Regions from separate parts of the Mus musculus genome. Here region 2 is linked to region 1. A link is a loop called in an ENCODE intact Hi-C map of the cell type or tissue named here. Cell type or tissue: left cerebral cortex. All regions are shown on one strand. Links, peaks and the distances in the headings refer to the core of each region. The heading gives the core; the rest is flanking DNA. Region 1 holds the start of Gm34196 (a long non-coding RNA gene). Region 2 overlaps Gm34196 (a long non-coding RNA gene).

Evidence for each region. A loop is a pair of places that touch in the nucleus more often than their neighbours do. Peaks named below come from ENCODE experiments on the same cell type or tissue, not always from the same donor. Only the 100,000 strongest peaks of a DNase experiment are listed, where the experiment ranks them.
Region 2: it touches region 1 in a loop (2.1-fold over the local background); 2 of 42 quality-filtered maps call a loop at or near these places.

The regions. Positions count from the first base shown.
Region 1 is chr13:84,901,212-84,909,563 of GRCm38, reverse strand. It overlaps Gm34196 (a long non-coding RNA gene), which reads left to right and starts at 3,397. Exons shown (of 3, transcript XR_382705.1): 1 at 3,397-3,500. In left cerebral cortex, for the core only: no CTCF peak of the experiment used is centred there; DNase peaks (open chromatin) are centred at 2,184, 3,420 and 3,848; H3K4me3 peaks cover 1,195 bases; H3K27ac peaks cover 877 bases.
Region 2 is chr13:84,793,209-84,801,560 of GRCm38, reverse strand. The region is part of intron 2 of Gm34196 (a long non-coding RNA gene); the gene reads left to right. Among named protein-coding and RNA genes, the nearest start is that of Gm34196, 110 kb to the left of the region's middle. In left cerebral cortex, for the core only: a CTCF peak has its summit at 3,434 (motif pointing left); no DNase peak of the experiment used is centred there.

The DNA of each region.
Region 1 (8,352 bases), core at 205-8,204:
CATAAGAGTTTCTTTTTTGGGGGGGTTGGGGGGAGGAAAGGGTTTATTTGGCTTACCCTTCCATTCTGTTGTTCATCACCAAGGAAGTCAGGACTAGAACTCAAGCAGGTCAGGAAGCAGGAGCTGATGCAGAGGCCATGGAGGGATGTTCCTTACTGGCTTGCTTCCTCTGGCTTGCTCAGCCTACTCTCTTATAGAACCAAGAGTACCAGCCCAGAGATGGTCCCACCCACAAGGGGCCTTTTCCCCTTGATCACTAATTGAGAAAATGCCTTACAGTTGTATCTCATGGAGGCATTTCCTCAACTGAAGCTCCTTTCTCTGAGATAACTCCAGCTGTGTCAAGTTGACACAAAACTAGCCAGTACAATTGACCCCTTGTCAACTTGACACACAAACACATCACTAGTAAGCCTCAACCCTTACATTCTTATTCATCCCCAAGGTCTAAATAACTTTAAATGTCTCACAGTCTTTACATATTCTTAAATTTTCAATCTCTTTAAAATATCCATCTCTTTAAAAATCCAAGTCTTTACAATTAAAAGTCTCTTAACTGTGGGCTTCACTAAAAAAGTTTCTTCCTTCAAGAGGGAAAATATCATTCTAAGACTTCTAATGTAAATAAAAAAATCTGCTCAACTTAATCTCTTCATTAAACCCTATTAAGATTGTACTAATATCCATTTAGGATTTTGTCAGGTTCACACAAAAAAAGAATCTGGATAGGTTATGCATCTGGAAATTATGAATCCATAATTCAAGTAGTTATAAGTCTTAGAAGCATTCATTTATTTCATCTGAACTAGGCTATTTTGATATTTTTACAGAACTCACACCACTGACTAAGCTGGTCTCATCTTGAACAGATGTAGGAAAAGAGATCTGAGGGAGCCATGGCCTAGGGCAGTTTGGATTTTGCTTATAAATATTTTAAAATTGTCAGAAATACCCCAGAGTTGGACAGGGTCCAGAGTTTAAGAGATGCAACTCAAGCAAAGGCTAGAAATCCCACTAATGATATCAGGAATTGGACAAAGGGTGACATTAATGATATCCACTTACATTTCCCTCTAGCAGATTATGTGTGTGTTAGGTACATTTTCTTTGAATATTGAAATGCCTTTCTCAAGCAAGCCTTAGTTTTGCTGCAACCAAAAGCAAGGCAAGCTTAATCAGACAATGAGTGGCCTTTATAGAAATGTGTTTCAATTTTAATCTGAACACTAGAAATGTTTTGATGTTTAAAATTGATTCTTTTCAAAAAGTACAAATTTATAGAGATAAGGTAGCTTAATAAATGTCAACTGTTTGCATATTGGCTTATCATTGTTTCCTAGAAGTTTTTAATTTAAGATTCTTTAATTAAAACCTTTAACGAATGACCAATCTATCTTCTGTATTATATAGTAAGTCAATTAAAATGAATTGTGTGATAAGAAAAGGAGATTTATTACTTGTAATTCATTAATTTTACTGTACATTTTATAATGGGTATATGTGGATGTAATAATTAACAAAGAAATAATCAGTAGGCAATAATAGAAATACAGTTCCTAAATACTGGTAAAAACCCAGTACAATGTTAATTCTGGATATGATAGTGTCATTGTTTCTAGTCCAGTTCTGGAGAATAGCAAGAGTCTTCGTGAGAACACATAACTTCCAATGAACAAATGTCTTTTAGGGACCTGTATCTATGAACATAAATGTATACCGTGAGGAGTACTCTCGTGAAAATCCAAAGAGCACCTGAAAACAAAAGTTATCTGCAGCCATGAGAGCTGTAATCAGACAAAAATAAGTTCAACAAAGAAGTCTTTTTCTAGTTAAAAAATGTTTAGGTTGGGACTAGTCCTTATAGTGTTGATAAGTAGAGCAAGTGTAGATCTTATTATATCATCTTATTATAGCATAAGTTTTGAAACTATGAACTAGAAAATGTACAAAAAGCTTATTGGATATATTCCAACATCTTTAACAATTTTCACTTTAACTCAATAAATGGAAGGTGAAGAAGATCCATGGTATTTTTACATTTTTTTGCCAAACCTGAAAGCATCCATTAGCTATTTTAATTTTTAAATATGAATTTTGATTACATTCATGCATGGGTGCTCTGCGTTGGGGTTTAGGTATACATGTGAGTGCAGTTGCATGGGTGTGCCAGTGGGAAGTGTCAGATCTCCTGGAGCTAAAGTTAGTTGTAGGTGGCTGTGAGCACCATAATGTTGGTTTTGGGAGTCAAACTCCAGTCTCCACAAGGGCAGTCAGTGTTCTTAAGTACCGAGACTGGATCTCTGTAGCCCTGCATATCGTTTATATACTATGGCCCATCTCAATACATGGGATGAGTTCTCAAATAGCTGTAAAAATTCACATTTTTAAAACTGTTTTACTAGAATATATTTGTTGTGTAAACAAATTTAATGGGTTTCATTATATTTTTGTTTAGATAGATGTATCTTACCCATATTCACTCCCTATTACCCTGTTATATCTCCCTACCTCCACTTGAAAGTTCCTTTTCTCTTTCCAAATAGCCTACTTCCATTTTCATATATATATATATATATGTATATATATATATATATATATATATATATATATATACCACACACATACATAAACACACATTTATATATATGTACATATATATACATAAATATGATTTTGTGAACACACATAATTTATTTTTTATTGGGACATTGAATGTTTTTCAACATGTCTTTCAGAAAATAGTGTTGCATTTGAATTCTCAAAAAGAAAATTGTTGGAATTTAAGGCTGCTTTCTTTGGAAACCTTTTTGGCCAAATGTTTAACAATATTTCGTTGAACACACAATAGACTATCTCCAATGTTGCAGATACCTGTAAGCATCAAGGCATCAGAAGCTCAACATCATGCCGGCAGTTTTAGTTACTTGTGCTGGATATAAACACCAAAGGATCAAATCTGAAGGGATCAGACACCAGGACACAGTAGCCTTGTATTTAGTTATTATATTTTTATTATAATTGTTTCCTCTTGCTCTCCTATGCTTCAAAAATCTATTCAGATAAATGTTTGTGGGATAAACAAAGCTGACAAACACAAATGGTGCTATCTTTTGACATTAAGGTAATTATAGAGCATTATGTTATAAAATAGCCAGTAGTACTAAAGTAATATGATTAAATAAGACAATTTAAAGCTGTACTTCACCTAGCCTTTAATATTTTACTATTTTTCTTTGTGACTTCAAAGCTATGAATTTCGAGATTTATTTGTAACTCATCTCTATATTTTCTGCTGTACACAGTATTTGTGGGCTATGGCAACCAATCCCTTTGGACTTGCTTTACTTTAATTTGCATAAACACGGACAGCAAATGAATATTCAGTGAGTGGCTTTGCATTAAGTAAGTGCCCTTAATCAGCTTTTCAGTTCAGTTTTATTGGTTGCATGCACAGTCAGTTATTTCATCCAGAAAATCTGAAAGCTCTACAAACTAACCAGGTAAGGATTGTAATTCCTTGATGTATTTAATGAAAGAACATTATCATTTGATTACGTAGATTCTGGAGAATGCTAAAAGCATGGTGGTTCCCCCTCCACACCGTGTGTGTGTGTGTGTGTGTGTGTGTGTGTGTGTGTGTTTTCTTCTCTGGTGGTCAGGTGGATGCATGATTCTCTAATTTGCATAAACATCAGTTCTATGAATAATTCATCAGGGTTATTTTAAACACTAGGCTTCTACTTTAGATGGCACAAGGATACTCTATTTGATTGGCTGGATGCTCTTTTCATCACCAGCAGAATTCCTATAACATGAAAGCACCTAAAAAAGCTGAATTAAATATACAGTATTTGTTTTTGAAAAAATGCCCGTTATCTTTTCAAAGCAAATTGTACCGCTACCCCCTCCTCTTCCATTAGAGCTTCAAGTTTTTCATGATAAATACATTACAAGCTCAAATGTGGCTGTTTATAGACTTAACCGGAGTCTGTGATTTCTGGAGAATGGGGTAGCAGCTGTAGTCTTCTGAACATGCATAAACATGAGCGACATGTAAATAAGAAACTGTCACATGTATGCATATGGAGCTCTGAACAGCTCCATTGCTAGGATCCATCTATTTTCTTTATCAAAATCTCCTCTTTGAATGATAACTTTGAGACTGTTTCATCTATTTAAAAGTGTCACAAGCAATTACGGTAAAAGATATGCATATAATGAGCATATATGACCTGACAAATTATTTCTTGTTGAATATGTTATTTATAGTTTTCTCGCAGCCCACCTACAGATTTTAAAAATTACTAGTTTTTTTTTCTTTTTTGCAATACATTGGTAACATAAGAATTATTAATCAAGAATGGCCAGGATAATTAATTTGGGTATTAGGGCGTAACTCACTGCCATAATTTACTAAAAATAAGTCATGCCTCTTTGTATGCTTGTGGAGATGTGAAATACAGGATCAAGCAATTCTTTGTTAGTCAAGTGAATATTTGCTGCTTGCTTTTCTCATGTCAGATTCCTCACTTGTAAAGATTCTCACTGCAAATGTTTGTGACTCTAAAATATTGCAGGTATTATAGCATTACAGTGGAATTTTTTTTAGCATACTCCATTTTTGTTTTTTTTTTTACTCTATAGTGTATTGTAGCTCAATTTAACATTTTGGGCTATATATTAAGAAATGCATGATCATTGTGTGTAATGAACTATGAAAGTCTACAGTCACCATACTTCCTACACATTACAGGTACAAAAGTATCAAAAGCATCGTTAGGAATGAATAAATACAGAGGAAATTCTCTCAGCATTTGCATATTTCATATGAAAATTTTAATGTTTCCTTGAAATAACTGTTGAGAGTTTAACGTACTTCATGAACTTTTAATTAATAGTTTGCAAATATTTGAGTTCTATATGGTTCTGAATATAAAGACAAATTTGCTTTCTATTTATTTAATGACACAACTGGGATACTTTCTATTTTTTCTGTTTGAATTATTTTGTAGTTAAGTGAGGGTGTGTTTTTATTTTCACTTTTTCTCTTTTAAATTTGCTAGATTTGCATTATCAGTATTTATAAAGCACACATATATAATACTCCCTCATTCACAGTAAATGTATGTGAACATATTTTCATTTCATTTTGCTATCTGTTGTTGAAATAATTAACAAAAACATATTTAAGGAATTCAAAGACAAGTTGTTTAAAAAGAGAAGAAATGACAAATTTATCTAAGAATTTCATGCGATCATATCAGTGGTCATGTGCTACATGTAACTATGAGTGGTAATTTAAATCTCACATTTGTAGTGTGCTATGTTTATTTAAAAGTTTCAGAATTCAGTAAGGATTCTGTTTAACTATCAACCACTAAATGTTTACAACTGTAATAAACATCATAGAATCTTTATCATACCAGATCAAAACTGTAGATTTGGAATCATTCCACTAAAGAACATTGTTTAAGCAATATCCTCTTATTTAATAGCTTCCATATAAGTGGATAAATATAGCCAATGGATTTTTTCGTTTCACTTGGTTTAAAATAGTCCAAATTACTTTCCAAACCAAAAATGAGTAAACTATAATTTCACAAGACGAACCTATCTGTCTATAGCTCTATAATTTCATTTATAATTCTATTTTAGGTATACAAAATTTTTTTAAATGGAATTTTTTTAATCCAACTGTTTTTGATTGGACAGATATGGAATGTATAATTTAAGGTGATACATTGAGTTCTTTTATCTTTTTCTGTTTATAGTTATTCATGTCAATTAGTAAAATTTCTTAAAGGATATATATGTAAAGGATGTAAAAAAATAAAGATCTAGTGAGTTGCCATAAAATTTACCTTCTGTTTTGGTAAAAGATTCCTCCTAGACATGAGTTACCTTGCCATCTCTCACTTTATTTGTTAGCATTTGTGTAACTTTTGGGTAGAAATCATTCTACAAGTAGAATTACATCACAAAGCATTGTCTAAAAGGGAAAAATAATTTGCATTTTTCTTATTTAATTTTTTGTCAAAATATAGTTGGTGACTAAGATTTAATATGTACTATAACCTCACCCTTGTTTTTATCTTTTGTTTATATTTTTTAATAATGAAGAACATAGTAATTATGGTTGTGCACTTATCATTGGTAAAACCACTAATTATTACAGAAAATTGCAAGTAGTTAGTGTCTTTGTTTTGAGTAAAAACTAAATCAGTTTGCATGAAGTGAAGCCTTATACTATAGGTGTACATGTTCATATCACATGGTTCCCTGAACAAATCCAGGTGTCTGTAGAACACACTAATGTTCTCAATGACAATAGACTATTGTACACAATTTTAGTTGGCCTGGTATTGCAAGTGATTGACTTGAACACTTTCATGCACACATGTCCACCCAGTGCCCTCTGTCATTTATCATACAAGAACCCATTTCTTAACATGGCAAATACACTTGAAACTTTGTTTTAGTTTTCTTAAATTGTATTTACATTGAGAGGAACAAATTGTCTGGCTTGACAACCTTATGAATGGATTGGCTAGTTATGTTCATTACCACAGAGAAACACAAGGAAGAAGAAAGAAGGGTCTTGTTTTCAGTGTTGTTTTCCTGACTGGAATTTTACTCTGATTGATCAGCTCTGCTGGTTAGATTTATGGACACATCTTATTCATGGAATGAAATTCTATAAAATTACTGGGTAACTTGAATTTTCTTTTGTATTTAGATAATTTATAGTTTTCCAGAAAATTATTCTTTTATTTACATTTTCAGTTAGCAATAATGATGCTATGTAACTACTATAACTAAGAATAGTATACTCAATACACTCTTTTTCATGTATTTTGTATATTTGTCATTAAATTTTATCATCATTATCATCATCATCACTGTTGCGTTGCATGTTTTAGGAAGTGTTTTTTGTTTCCAGTCTTTTCAAAGGATCAGTTTGGGAGTTTTCACAGGATTTATAATATTTATTTATTCTTTGGTTTTGAAAGTTTGGTTTTACACAGAAGTGGATGCTCACAGTCAGCTAATGGATGGATCACAGGGCTCCCAATGGAGGAGCTAGAGAAAGTACCCAAGGAGCTAAAGGGATCTGCAGCCCTATAGGTGGAACAACATTATGAACTAACCAGTACCCCGGAGCTCTTGACTCTAGCTGCATATGTATCAAAAGATGGCCTAGTCGGCCATCACTGGAAAGAGAGGCCCATTGGACACGCAAACTTTATATGCCCCAGTATAGGGGAACGCCAGGGCCAAAAAGGGGGAGTGGGTGGGTAGGGGAGTGGGGTTGGGTGGCTACGGGGGACTTTTGGTATAGCATTGGAAATGTAAATGAGCTAAATACCTAATAAAAAATGGAAAAAAAAGAGAAAGTTTGGTTTTAAAACTATATTGCATACAATGTCCTTAGAGGACACCTTTGAACTTTTCTATCCCAGAAGTACTATTCTTCTATTATAAAGTGATTCTATTGCAGACATTAAGAAAATGCCCACAAAACATAAAATGAAATGTAAAATGAAATGCTAATCATTGATTTATTTATTTAGAAACTCTCTTTGTGTAAGGATTTACATCTCTAACATGTCCCATTGCTATAAGTGGACTGCAGACTTGGAATGCAGCTTTACCTGTCAATTCCTAATTACACAGTGATATTTCAAAGAAAGGTTTTTTTTTTTTTTTAATGAAACTTCAATAATGTGCAGAATGTCACAGGAAACAATTGGTCCTAAGAATTAGATGCATGATGTGGATGGCCTACAAAATATTGATGAAAAGTTCACATATTACATGAAATTATTTTATTCCCATTTTAAAAAATGGGGAGGCTCTCTGTCTCTCTGTCTCTCTGTCTCTCTGTCTCACTGTCTGTCTGTCAGTCTGTCTGTCTGTCTGTTTGTCTCTCTCTCTCTCTATATATATATGTGTGTGTGTGTGTGTGTATATATATGTGTGTGTGTGTATGTCTATATACATATATAAGTACTCATTGTTATATATAATAAATTAATTTAATTAATAAGCTTTATTATATATAACACATAGTAAAATTTTACATAGATTTTATGTTTCATAAATATATTAATAAAATATAGGGAGAGAAAGAGGAGGGAGAGATTGAGAGAGAGAGTCAGAGACAGAGGAGAGAGAGAGAGAGAGGTAACCTGACACTGAGGAACAAGATTGACATTTCCAACTGGTTGAGATTTTACTGTTCTTTTGTTTGTTCTTCCTTCTTTTCTTCCTTTATAGTTGATATTTGCGAGTGGGCCACTCATGGTAAAATTATCTCAAAGTCAAACAGAACTAATAGAAAATTATTCCAGG
Region 2 (8,352 bases), core at 288-8,287, 110 kb after region 1:
AAACAGGGTTATGTTTTGTTTGGTTTGGTTTTCCTATCTGGCAAAGAAAATGAACCTTTTGTTTTTCATGGATAACCTCAAATTTTCATTTCTCAGGCCTTCAGAATTCCACATGGCATTTTCTCACTGTATCACTCATCCATATCACCCATGATGACATCAAACCATGTGCCAATATGAACTTACCCTTATCCAGTCTGCTCCATAAGATGATGCCCTTCACCATTCAAATTAAATTTGAACTCTGTGTCACTGCTCCTAAGCTGCTATTCATCAATGTTTTTCATGTTGTCATGTAACCATGCTGTGGCTTTTTTTTTAATGTCCTTATCGCGATCATTAATTTTACCTTCTGATGTAGTGGTCCTGAATGATATGATTTACAACTTAATAAAATGAGTTTTTAAAACATTAGATAAACTAGTAAATCAATTTTCATAAGAGTCAGCAGTCTGGCATTCTGAACGTAGACTTAATTTACCTCCTTTGCCTGATTTCATCTAGGTGAACTGAATGGCACGGATGGATGCCGTGCAGTAAACAGTGCAGTCATGCATAATACATAGCAGTTGAATTCAGTTTTGATGGTTCTCCTAATGGTGTCCAGGAGAGGACAGGGTGGGAGTCAAAACCTTGATAGGTATGTGCAGGCATCTCCTTGACTTTGAAATCTGACTCCTACCTTTTTATTTGACCTTTCTGCTTGAGAACAAAATGTCTCTCGTTGGATCCAAACTCTATAGTGAAAGGCAACTTTTCTTGTTTCTTGAAATACACGGATTTTAATCAAGTTAACATAATAAAGGATATTGGTAAATAATTTTTTTGCTGTTTTCTGCCTTTAGGTGGGTACTTGACTAAATCACCTAAGTCAGGGTTTCACAACAATCTAAGATAAATGTCTTCTGAGTAGTCAAAGAAGTAATTTGCTCCCCTCATCCATTTAGCTGCTCCTTCAAGGTACTAAGTTATTTCCAGGTTTCCCTAAGTAAATCAGTTTGGTGGTGTGAATCTGTGAATGTATAGTGGTAGATCCTGAGGAAGCAAATAAAACACAGTCTATTAAAAGTCACATTTTTCTCTAAGCATTTGACAGGTTGGTGGGTTTTTTGTTGTTGTTTTTAAATTCAGCACAAAACTAATTACTCTGGAGACTTTTTCTTGCATATGGGCAGTCTCCTCACCAGGCAATCAGAAGAAACATTTGGAGGATTTTCTTGTTGTTTGAGGGTGGGAAGGTGTTACTGTTGTTTGGTAGCTGACTGTATTGCTGAGCATTGCTTCAAGTACTCAGACTCAAGCGGTCTCCTGCCTCAGTTTTCTGAGTAACCAGGATTATAGGCACAAGAACCAAACTCCAAGGAAGAAATTTTAAGTAGCCTAAAAGGTATAGTGGGGGAATCTCCATCACGATTTACTACCACGTGGTGTAGGCACAGAATGTTAAACATTTCTGAGCTTAAAAGGGTATTTTTCCTTTCCTTAATTTTTAAATATCTGTGCAAAAATACTAAATACAAGAAAGCATTCATTATTCTAGTAAAAATGAGGGAATGTAACCAATAAGTTTCACATTAAACAAGAGTGTACAAACATTCTTGTAGTGAAAAAAATTATGCAATCTGTGCTGGAAAGACACAGAACAAAGAGCTGAGAAGCAGGATTCACTCTTGTAAGCTCCAGCGCCAAACTGTGGGGGTAAGGGGTCTGGATACTTGATAAATCAACAGTTTCAACATTACCTGCATGGTCAAGAACAAACATTTGCTGAGTCTCATTAAGAACCTCATTGGAAATGGCCTAAATAAATAGGACCAAATTAATGGCCCATCAGCATTTGGACTTTTTTTTTATACTGGCTTCTGGGATGTGAAAAACAAATATCTAGCATAGATAATATAATTTTTTCAATTTTCAAAAATTCAAATATTAGTTTTACCATGACAATTATATTCATGAAGTACTTATATTAATCATTTATAGAAATGAACATATATTTGACATTCTACCAGAGACCATCCTAGTGAATGTAAGCTGATTACCTCATCAGATTCTGATATAACAGAACAATATCATTAAAACATAAAAAAACTTAATTTCAGGATAGGTCAACAAAGCTGCAAGTTACTATCCACTATGTTCATGAGACTTCTAGATGGTGTGTCACATAAGGCAGTGCTAGCTATGATTCACAGGGCCAAGTACAATAGTCCAGCTAGGAGGCAAGATCAATAGACAAAACAGCAAACAATGCAGAACTTGCATTTGTGGGGAAAAAAGTATGTAGTACAGACTGAGAACATCCTAGTATACTGTGTGTGTGTGTGTGTGTGTTTTTCTGGGTCATATCATGTGGGACCCATGCGAGTGAGAATGTAAACAGCACTGAAATTTAGGTTAGTTAATGAGTCTCAACATACGTACCTCTAGATTCTAACTGGAGACAATGCAACTTGATATGTCCCTTTCTTTAAGGACAAAATACTGTGCCTAATATTATGTATTATGTTTTCTATTATATCCCTAGTAATATAGTATTAACACATTTTAAAATACTGGATGTCCTAAGGGCCAAACAGGAAATTGCATAATTTTGTTCCATGAATTATTTCATACATTTAATTAACCATAAGACCTTTATTATTTCTTGGAAAGTGTAGTCTTCTGTTTGCAAAACTCTGGATTTAAACACACACACACACACACACATATCATAGCATTACTGTGAGATAGAAACTAAAGATAAAAACACCAAGACTTGGTCTGTTTAATATGTATGGCTTTTAGTAATGACAGTTTACTTAGGCTTTAGACTAGGCAATAATTTTATTGTACTTCTTATAAAATCACAACGAAGATATGAACACAAGAAGAAATTATTAAAATATATAGCTGTTAATAATAGGTAGAGGAAATAAGTGCCCACCCTTCAATAGCATATAATCTGAATTATCCCATGTACTAACTCGGTTCTGATGTTGACTTTGTTCTTGAGAGCTCAGTGTTTACTGTGAGAAGATTTGACTGGAAATTAATAGTATAAGTTGAGGCATGTTTGTCTAGGTGCAGTCTGTCTTTTGCGGGATAAATTATATTTCCTAAAGGCTTACTCTGAAGCAAGAAGCAAGCATACGAATCATAACCTTTGCTGATAGCATGTTGTCAATGTCCAACACCAAGTCTGTCATGAAGGTTACTGATATAACTCTCAAGACTATAACTAGGATAACTGCTCAGACCACTTTCTGTTGAATCCAGTCTACTGCTAAGTCTCAGAGTCTATACTCTTTACTTAGGGTATTTTTACTTCATCATTTGCTACTTGGTACCATAATGACAAAGAGCAGCTTAAGAGTAAAAGCTCAAGTAGAATGAAATTGATAAACGGTGTTATCATTGCTCCGATGCTGTCCCCTACTGGGAACATTTGACAAAAGCATCCCTCAGACTTTCATGGGTTTTCACCCATTGACATTTTTGTCAAACCTTGTTAAAAAGTTTTGGGATCAACCTCAAATTTTACTTTGCTAATAAGAACAATTATCAAGAACATACAGGCAGAAGACATGTACAGTTCGGAGATCTTAGTAGCTTGTTTATTATTATTATTATTATTTTATTCACAAACCCCTCCTTCCTCTCTTCACAATGACACCCTTACAAATCCCATCCCCACTACCGTGACCCCTTCTCCTCAAAAAAGGGGAGCCGTCCATTGGTATGATCCCATTCTAGGGCATCTAGTCCCATCAGGTCTATGTACCCCCTTTCCCACTGAGGCCCGTTCAAGCAGTCCAAGTAGTAAAAAAGGGAATCGAATGGCAGGGAAAAGAGACTGAGACAGACCCCATTCCACTTGTCACAGGAACCACATCATGCTTGCTACAGTTCCCTGGTTAACTCAATGTGGTTTCCGGTAGACGGATAAGAGATTTCTACCAAGAATGCCTTGTTCTACCCTGAGATTCTACCTCACACCAGTCAGAATGGCTAAGATAAAAAATTCAGGTGACAGCAGATGCTGGCAAGGATGTGGAGAAAGAGGACCACAAAAATTGGACATAGTACTACCAGAAGATCCGGCAATACCACTCCTGTACATATACCCAGAAGATGCTCCAACTTGTAATAAGGACACATGCTCCACTATGTTCATAGCAGCCTTATTTATAATAGCCAGAAGATGGAAAGAACCCAGATGTCCCTCAACAGAGGAATGGATACAGAAAATATGGTACATTTACACAATGGAGTACTACTCAGCTATTAAAAACAATGAATTTATGAAAGTATTAGGCAAATGAATGGATCTGGAGGATATTATCCTGAGTGAGGTAACCCAATCAATCACAAAGAATAGACATGATATGAACTCACTGATAAGAGGATATTAGCTCAGAAACTTACAATATCCAAGATACAATTTGCAAAACACATGAAACTCAATAAGAAGGAAGACCAAAGTGTGGATACTTCGTTCCGTCTTAGAATGGGGAACAAAATACCCATGGAAGGAATTACAGAGACATAGTTCGGAGCTGAGACTGAAGGAAGGACCATCCAGAGACTGCCCCACCCAAGGATCCATCCCATAAACAACCACCAAACCCAGACACTATTGCATATGCCAACAAGATTTTGCTGACAAGGACCCTGATATAGCTGTCTCGTGTGAGGCTATGCCAGTGCCTGACAAATACAGAGGTGGATGCTCACTGTCATCTATTGGACAGAACACAGGGTCCCCAATGAAGGAGCTAGAGAAAGTACCCAAGGAGCTGAAGGGATCTGCAGCCCTATAGGAGGAACAACAATATGAACTAACCAATACCCCTAGAGCTCTTTGGGACTTAACCACCAATCAAAGAAATCACATGGTGGGACTCATGTCTCTAGCTGCATATGTAGGGGAGGATGGCCTAGTCGACATCAATGGGAGAAGAGGCCCTTGGTCTTGCAAAGATTCTATGGCCCAGAATAGGGGAATGCTAGGGCCAGGATGTGGGAGTGGATGGGTTGGGGAGCAGGATGGGGAGGTATAGGGGATTTTCGGAGAGGAAGCTAGGAAAGAGGATAGCATTTGAAATGTAAATAAAGAAAATATCTAATAAAAAAGAAAAAATATGTAACCCTCCCCAAAAAAGATCCTAGCTGATAGTGACTTTAAAAAAAAAAAGAAAGAAAGAAAGAAAGAAAGAAAAGAAGAGAAGAGAAGAGAAGAGAAGAGAAGAGAAGAGAAAAGAAAAGAAAAGAAAAGAAAAGAAAAGAAAAGAAAAGAAAAGAAAAGAATGCCTTGTTCTGTGAACTGTCTTCAAGTCTCAATACTGCGAAAGAAGCCTTTGTTTGGAAGAACAGTTTAGGTGGTATTGTTATTGTTGTTTTGTGTTTTTGTTTGTTTCAGATAAGTTGCTGATAATTTATTTGTTTTCAATTTTTTGAATAAAGCAAGGAGTGATTCACAGAGCACATGTAATCAGCGGTGTAGATTCCAACTGAGTCTTGGATTAACAAATTGCCCTTGTTTGAGCCACCATGGCCTAAAACAAGTAGATCCTTGCCTAACTAAAGCTGAGAGGATCTATAGACACAAGGCTTTAAATCACTGAGCGTGAGAAAGCCACTCATGGGAATGGTCAGAGTATAGCAGGGGCACTCTTCAGGGAATGTCCACTTCATTTTGCTACTAATGAGGCGGCAATGCCAAGCTACTGTGGATTTTACCCAAGGTGTTGGGTAGGCACTTTTTAATGAAGTCTCAGACATATTTTGCATGCTTTTACCCAGCAGCCTAACCATGCTTCAAAGTTCCCATCATTTGATTGATCTCATTCACCTTATTTGGGGGTGCGGGTATAGAGTTGGGGGGAAACTTCAGTAGCTGGTGGGAGGCACATCCCCCAGAAAGCAATAAACTTCAGAATTAAATAAGAATCTATTTGATAGTGTTAATTTTTCTCTCATTCTGTGCACACAGTTCCATGACCATAACTTCCTTTGCAACAGGCCACTCATTAGCTCTAGCCCTCAGCAGTTAATTTCCTGGTTCTTCCTCCCAGCATTTCATTTTATTTGTTTAGCTGACAGGCTTTTGAAACGAGCCTGCTAAAGCCTGCAAGAATTTCTGGCTTTTCTCCCCTTTCGTTCTTGTTATTATTAGGAATATGGACAAGATGCTAGTATGCGTATTCCATCTGAAAATTGTGCAGGATTTTCTATCTCTTGGGAAAGAATCAAATTGCTTCTTAATCGTCCAGAACTCAATTCTGTAACTATTCACAGGCAAAATTCTTGTTAGTGCCAAGGGGAGTTTCACCCTCATTTAAGGTTACAGGATCAAGTGGTAAAGGTATTTATAGCCACCTCATTCTCGCCAGGAAAATAAGTTAAACTTGATATGTGGAAAGGGCTAAATATACTATAGACGTCTTTCTGTTTGCTTAAACAGTTCCTCCTAAAATAATACAGTGAAAAGATTCCCAGAGAGGAGAAAATACAAGTCATTGGCGATGAGGATTTCCACTCACGATTGTTTTCCTCCCATTTTGCCCAACAAAATGTACATTTCACTTGCAGGACATAGCAGAATTTTAAAAAGTAACCAATTTCACAGGCAAATGGAGAGGCCACATTTTTGTGACTTGTCTCTCCTAAGACTTATTGGAAAACTAGTATTGTTATTAACCCTTTGGAAGTCAGCCGCAATCAAACAGCCCTCGTCTGAAAACTGCTGTCCTAAGCGTTATGAATACTTCATCTCTCTGTGGTGGTTTGTGACTCTCTCAACAGGTTTTCACTTTGGCACATTTTCCTTCCACAGAGCGTGTAAAATAGTAAACATCAGAGTTTAAGGCAGACACTTGACTCTTTCTCAATTGTACAACTATCCCTCTGTGAAAATGCTTGGCTCTTTGCTCTTAATTTTCTCATTTACAATGGACAAATTAGTTGTTCTTTAGTTTCCTATAGATAAAAATTCACATGGTGCACACAGGCTCTAAATTTTACATAAATATTGGACTTTATCTATATAGTGAAACTATACATCTTTATAGTGAAACTATAAAGATTAAAGCCAATCAGTACATTTTTGTTTTGTATACAACTTTGTGGACTAGCTTATGATTTTTTTCCAGTTCATAACAAGATCAGCCCTAAGAACAATGACTTTGTATTAGATTATTGACTTTGTAAAGTGATGTTTGTCAAGTAATTCCTTCTCAATACAGAAATTTATAATTGACTTATCAGTAAAATAGAGATGTAGTCTCTATATTACAGGGTTGCTAAAACAACAAAGCAAGATGTCCTACTCCTACAAACTAGCCCGAGAAATGTTATCTGTTTAGGTTATGTTGTACTCTTTAAAAGTAGGTAGCAGTGAAAAACATTAACAATGGTTAAGGTCTTGGGAGACTTGGATGCACCACCCACAACCTGCCCTGACAGCAGCCTATTCTCTTAGCTCTAAGATTTCAGTTTTGATATGTTCAAGAATATGATGCTGGTTTTTAGTCACCTAATACACAAATATCCTTTCCTTAAATGGCTTTAATACCTGATAGTTTACAGAAGTTTAATAAATCAAGTGTAGCAAATCTCTGACTTTGCGAATAACTAAACTAGCTTTTCCTTTGATATCTGTATTAGAAGTACTTAGACTTACTTTAAACTTTTTTTCAAGGACAGACAAATAGATCTACATGAAGAACTAGACCCTTCAGTTCAGTTATAGCAAACAAAGTCATTAAAATGATAAAATATGACCTTTGTGTCAATATTCAAATCTACCTCAGTAATTTGACTAAGGAAAACAACAAGAAATAATATTTAAAAGACCTCATTGGAGTAATAATCATTTACACACGGAAATTAGCCTTGGGTTAAGAATACTATATTGTCTTTTCTTACTCCAAATAAGAAAGTGGGTTTCTGTTTTAATATTGTTTTTAAAAAATATTTTCTTTTATATTTTTAATTCAAACTATTTTCCTTTCCTAGGTATCCACTAGGATCATGTCTTTCACCATTTGATTCCTTCCACCAAAGGAGAGCCTGATAGAAAAAGATAACTGTATATGTTACTATTGATCACTTGAGTATCAGTTTTAACTACTAAATGCTTACAATGAGTTAAAGCTTGTGTTTCATATGCATTCCTTCAATGTTGACATTACCCAGGACTACCTGTGTTGTTAGAGCTGAGTGTTATAGACACAAAGATGAGATGGTTTATACAGTACTGAAAAGGTTACAGTTAACTTTACTTTTGAAACCACCAAATTATCAATGATAGATGAATGTCCAAGTCTATGTGCTAGGAAAATTCTTTCCCCAGAAAGGATGCTGTGAAAT